Linked DNA regions of Homo sapiens: region 2 is linked to region 1. Evidence: chromatin loops called from intact Hi-C (ENCODE). Cell type or tissue: heart left ventricle. All regions are shown on one strand. Each heading gives the region's core, and the rest is flanking DNA. Links, peaks and the distances in the headings are about the cores only.

Region 1 (2,892 bases), core at 118-2,617:
TTTACTTATATGAATTACATATTCTAAAAATGATTAAATCCCATTCCCCTCAAGCCACAGGGGAAAAGAGAAAATTTGCTGTGGGCACATTATATAGAAAGATTTCATCTCAAGCAGCTCATCTTAACGTCCAGTACGTTTCGGCCTGTTAATAATTAATAAAAGAGATGCCACCCAATCTCTAGTGAAGAAAGGCAAAGCTCGGTGATCCGAAAGTAAACCCAGCGCAGATACCGAACTGGTGTCCTTCATTCCAGATTGCAACACAACCCCAAACTAGCAAACGTTTAACAGGCGCTTGGCACCCGCACCGGTGGCTAGGACCCGCAGGACAGTCTGGGTCTGCACAATTGCTGCGCATTAGGGAAGCCGCGTCCGCCGCAAACAGATGGGGCTCTAAATCCCCAAGCCTGGCGGCCGGGCCTGCGAAGCAGCTCGGGCAGATTATCCACGGCGAGGAACCTGCGGGCGCACAAGCGGGCGGCGGGCGGCGGGCGGCGTGCTGCGGGCTGAGTTTCTCCGGAGCTGTTTGCAACCGTCCCAAGAGCGAGTCTCGGTTTCTCCGGCAGCACGGGCGACTTCCTGAACACCTCCAAACTTTAGCTTTCCCATCAGAAAGTTCCCTGACTTGCCACGGTTTCTCTCCTTCTCACCTGAGAGGACCTAGAGCCAGTCCTCCCTCCAACCAAATCCCCCTCCCCTCCCGCCCCCGGCCCGGCTACGGAGTCCTGATGAGGGCGGAAGGCCGGGCCGCCCGGCAGGATTGGCCGCGACTAACCCGCGCCCGTCGGCCCTCACCACGGTCTAACCTCCGCCCCTGCCCGCGGATCCCGTGGGCTGCCGAGTTCCTCCCCACCTCCATCCACCAGCCAAAGTGTCAAGCGGGGTGCGCCGCGGCTCCCTGGGCCGCCCAGAGCGTCTTGGCACGCTCGAGGCGCCCGTCTCGCTCCGGCCCGCGCGCTTTCGGAAGTGGCCGCGGCGGGACACAGCGCGGGACACAGCGCGGACCTGCGGCACTTGCCCGGCCGGCGGCCGCTGAGGCGCTCGGGGACGCAGGGGCAGGGCGCAAGGCCTGGGGCGCTGACCAGTCCCCGGGGATGACATCGCGACAACGCGCACGCACGGCCCTGCCCGGCCGCGGCGCCTCCCCGACCTAGGCCGGAGCTGTCCCGGGTGCGGGCCCTGGGGACCGGCCGCGGGCGTCCCCGGCTTCCTCTGAACTCCGCAGACCCTCCCCTTCCTTTCCGAAGCGCGGCGACTCCCGGCAAACTTTCTTTTGGGAGACCCGCCCGGTGCCAAGCGGACCCAAGAGACTGACAGGAGCCGGAGGGGGCAGCAGAGGGGGATCCACCCCGTGCGCCTTTGCCCCCCAATCGGAGGCAGGCCGATCCCGTGGCCGGGCTCAGGTGGCGCCGCGGCGGTGGCCCAGAAGGCCCTGGCAGGGCCCCCGCGCCGAGCCCCGGGCAGTACGTGCGTTCGGGCAGGCGCGCCCACCCCTCCCCCTGCGCGCCCTCCTCCCCGCCCCCCGGAGCCGCCAGCCCACCCGGCCCCGGCGGGGCGCCCGGGCTCACCTTTCATCGCTGCGATCACAAAATACATCATTTAAGCCGCGGTGCGGAGAGCGCAGGGAGAGCGGATGGTCCGACCCCGGAGCCCCCTCTGCCGCCGCCGCGCCGCCGCCGCCCGAGCCACAGCAGCAGCTGCCGCAGCTGCCCGCCCGCCGAGAGCCATCCCGAGCCATAAGAGGCTCCATGTGACCGGCTGACATCACGGCCGCCGCTCTGTTTACACCGCGCCCCTCCGCTTCCTCCCGGGGCGGGAGGCGGGAGGCGGGAGGCGGGAGGCAGGCGCGCCCCAGCGCCGCGCCCCGCCCCGCCCCCGCGGGCAGGTGAGTAGCAGCGGCGGCTCTGCTGGCCCACCCCGGCCGGGCCTGCCCTCCCGCGCCCCGGGCCCTCGCCCGGGCGCCCGCCTTCCCCTCGCCTTCGGGATCACCTGTGGCCGCCGGTCGCTTTTCTGCACGCAGCGCCCCGCGGAACGCGCCTCTGACCACTTTCTGCCCCCACTCGGTGGGGCAAGAGGCTCGCAACCCGACGCCACTCTCCCGCTGGCTTGCCGGAGCACTCGGGGGCGATAAATGCGCCAGCTCGTTGGTGGAAAAGACAGGTTTGGTCTGGGGAGCTACGGTCACCCGCATTTCCTAGAGTGCCCCAGCTCTAATCGGAAGGTACGGCCCACTTCTGGGCCGTGGAGAACGAAGCCACTGGGACCGTCCGGGGAGTGGAGTAAGCTCCTCCGAAGTCTTTCTGGAGAGACTCGGCCTGGGCGGGGGAACTCCGCCCACCCAACCCTTGGCAACCCTTGGATATTGGCAGTTATACCAATAACCAAGGTCCTGGTCTACACCTGTCCCCCCCAACCCCCTTCCCCGCGTCCAAGACCACTGATACCTGCAAGGAAAGCCGGAAATTGTATGTGAATCACCTAAATGAACTCCAGTTGCCAGCTGATTTGAGCCGCTAAATTCCCAGGCTCTTCCATATCTCTCCAGAGAACCCATCTACAAGTAGGAAAAGCTATCGTTTTCATACCCTAAAAATGAAACACTGTGGTAATTCTGACAGAAAATAAAGACCTCTGAAGGTGAACTTTGTACATTTTAACATGCGACTAAGACTTAATTCCCTCTAAACTTTGAAGCTTAATTCTTCTTACTGTCCTTACGGAACTGTAAATCATGACGTTATTATTTTACAGGTCAATCTCTTTACAATGAATTTCAGATGCTACATACCCAGAGTCTGCATTGTTTAAAACTTTGGTCAGGGTGTCTATAGTACCGAGCATAACAGAAAAAAATTCTGAAAAGCCAAGTTTGCGTACCTATTGCGGTTC
Region 2 (2,892 bases), core at 272-2,771, 640 kb after region 1:
CCAAAATGAAGAGTAAAAATCGCCAGGGGAGGAGAAAACATTGCTTGCACTATCCAACCAGCATACAACTTGCACTGACCATCCCCAGGTTCCTGCAGAAATGCTTGGAACCTCCGAGAGGGAAGGATTCCCAGAGCAGAAATAAGTTTCGGTGCTTGCTTTTGTAGACGCTCCCTCCGGATGCGCGTGGAGCGCCCCACAGGACCGCCGCCCTCTGCGCGTTGGCGCGCACACGCCCCCCGCCAGCCTGGGCGCCGGGCTCCGAACCCCCGGTCTGCAAACTTGCGCATCTCCCCTCGCCGCGCCCGCCAGACAACTTGGCGAACAGCTCGCCCGCCCGCACCCCGCTTCCTTCGGCCCTTCCTTCAAATCCCAAACGCACCGCCGTGCTCCAAAGAAGGTGTCCACGTCGCCCCCAGACCCCGGAGCGCCCCCTCTCCACCCCCGGGACTTCCCAGGTCGCTCACTCCTCCCGCCCCCCGCCCAGATCTGAGAGGGACCGAAAACACACCCCCGACTCGGGCAGCCAGGGCCGAAACTGTCAAGAGGAGAAAAGGTAAAGCGGAAGGAGGGTGGCCATAAACAGATTTTTTTGCCCCTTCTTAAAAGGACACTGCCGCTTTAAAAGTTTCTTTCCCGGGCCCCCACTCCCCGCATCTCCGTATTTTGGGGGAGCGTATTTAATTGAGGCAACGCAGCTTTCCTCCAGTGTTTGCAGAAAAATCAAAGCCAGGGGGGTGAGCCCGCCGGCTGTCAACCTTCCCGCCGCCTCCCCCGCCCCACTCTGCTCCCGCAAGCCGAGAACGGGCTGCAAAAGTTTGCAACATTTCTGGGGGGCGGAGGGGGGAGGGGAGGGGGGTCCTCCGGGCTCGGGGCGCCGCCGCAGGCTCGCGCGCGGCCGCCGGACCCCGCGCCCCGGGCGCCCGCTCCCGGCCGCCCCCCGCTCCGCGCCCGGGCTCCCGCCGCCCCCTCCCCAGCCCCTCTCCAGCCTCCTACCTCTGCTGGTGCTGGAATAGCTCTGTCTGCGCACCGGGGCAGGCGGCTCGCTCTTGCGGGCGGATTCCTGGTTCAGCGGGGTCTCCCTGGAGCCGGCGGCCGCGTCCGCGCCGCTGCTGCCTGGCTCGCTGGCGGCGGGGTCGGGGGCTGCCGGAGCTGACTCCATGTTTTTTCCCAATGTAGAGATCGCTGGAGATGGCGAGCTCCGAGACTCCCTCTATCTTCTGTTTTCAGAGCAACTCTATGGTACCAAAAAAAAAAAAAAAAAAAAAAAAAAAAAAAAAAAAAAAAAAAGAAGGAGAAGGCGACCGGCGAAAGCAGGAGGGAAAAAGCAGGCGGCGGCGGGCGGGCAAGCAAAAGCGCGAGGGAGCGCGCGGAGTGTCTGGGTGGACGTGTGTGTGCGCCCGAAAGGGGACAAGAGGCGGGTCTGGCCACAGGCAGCGCTAGCGAGAGCTTCTCCAGCCGGCCCCCACACCCACATTCCCCACCCTCCAGACCCCAGACCGAGAGCCACAGACTGGCTGCCAATTTTGGGAGGTGGGGAAAAGAGGGGAGGAGGAGAACAGAGCCTCCCGCGCCCCAATCCTCCCCTCTCCCCAGCCCAGGGACAGAAATTAAAATCGGTGAGATGATTCCGTGCCTACTTCTGAGACTCTCTCGGGAACAGAACTCGTCCCCATCCGCTGCCAGCTTGGGTAGAGACAAATCCGATTGTCCACGTCCACGTTGGGAAATCGCAGGTAGCCCCCTGCCAGCCCTGCCGAGGGCTGAGGAGAAACTAAAAAGGAATTAGAACGGGGCTGACATCCCAAGGAAGGCGGAGGATGGGAGGACGTGGCACTTTTTACTTTGGGATGGGACGGCCAGTGGGTTTCCAATCTTGGTTAAAGACATCTGTGTCTAAAACAGATTTTGTGAATCTAGAAGCGCCATGGACAGTTTCTGGCATGGTTGAAAGAGGTCGCTTTCAGCTCCTTTGCTGTTTGTCCGCGAAGGATCCAGAAACCATTTGGCAGGGCATTTTCTACTGAAGAAAACTTTGGCCTGTTTGGTCGACAACTATCTAAGCTGGATAAAACATGCCACGCTGCATCTAGCTCAAGCGTGGCTGCTAATTGTCAATTCCCACTGGTACTTTTCCTATTAAATGTACAGTCTCATCCATAAAAGGTAGATATACTGGAGAGGCATTACTAATGCCCGGATAACATTCAGATAATTAACAGCTCCTAATAATTCGTATTATTATAGGCATCATTCTACACCCTCCTCCCATTGAAATACATTCATCCCCTAGTAGGTACCTAAAACTCCAGGAAAGCAGATAATTGCATCATCGTTACCTTGACTGCAAACTCCAAGATGAAGGAACAATACAAATTGAAAGAATGGAAAATACTCCAATGGTAGTAGCCTGATTTGTCTGCCTTCATACTCAATCTACCACTTTCTTTTGCCTGCGAAGACACTGTGGAAATACGCCCCACCTTCCTTTCAAAAGGATCCAAAATTTTGACAATAAATAATATTATTAGAGGCCAGAAGGTGGCATAAATATATGTGCTTCAGAACGTGGGGTAGGCGGAGGGAATTGGGGGACATTTTTCTTTTGCTAACTTCCTGGTTTGGAAAAATGCTTTAAAAAATAGTAAGTGCGGGAAACCCAGTTAGCTAATCCTTCAGAGGAACCGCCATATGCCAAATTTCACACATAGTTTCTGTTACTGTTACTGATCTTGATCTTATTTCAAATACACAATGCCCTTTGCCATAGTCTGTGTACTAATCAGCAAAACCTGTGGTCCACTCTTCGGGGTGATGTAAATGAGATGTGAACAGTCCTGATACCTTAATCCTGTCTCTGCAAGGATCCCTGGCTTTAGCCTGTCTGTTGGC

What was found. Peaks named below come from ENCODE experiments on the same cell type or tissue, not always from the same donor. Only the 100,000 strongest peaks of a DNase experiment are listed, where the experiment ranks them.
Region 2: it touches region 1 in a loop (6-fold over the local background); 10 of 110 quality-filtered maps call a loop at or near these places.

The regions. Positions count from the first base shown.
Region 1 is chr15:60,590,816-60,593,707 of GRCh38, forward strand. The region is part of intron 2 of RORA (RAR related orphan receptor A); the gene reads right to left. The region is part of intron 3 of RORA-AS1 (RORA antisense RNA 1); the gene reads left to right. Among named protein-coding and RNA genes, the nearest start is that of RORA-AS2, 89 kb to the right of the region's middle. RefSeq lists silencers at 859-978, 1,009-2,058. In heart left ventricle, for the core only: a CTCF peak has its summit at 1,306; DNase peaks (open chromatin) are centred at 416, 1,226 and 1,766; H3K4me3 peaks cover 2,480 bases; H3K27ac peaks cover 2,188 bases.
Region 2 is chr15:61,228,057-61,230,948 of GRCh38, forward strand. RORA (RAR related orphan receptor A) reads right to left here and starts at 1,246. Exons shown (of 11, transcript NM_134261.3): 1 at 997-1,246. The coding sequence starts at 1,162. In heart left ventricle, for the core only: CTCF peaks have their summits at 1,220 and 1,421; DNase peaks (open chromatin) are centred at 340 and 1,445; H3K4me3 peaks cover 1,827 bases; H3K27ac peaks cover 284 bases.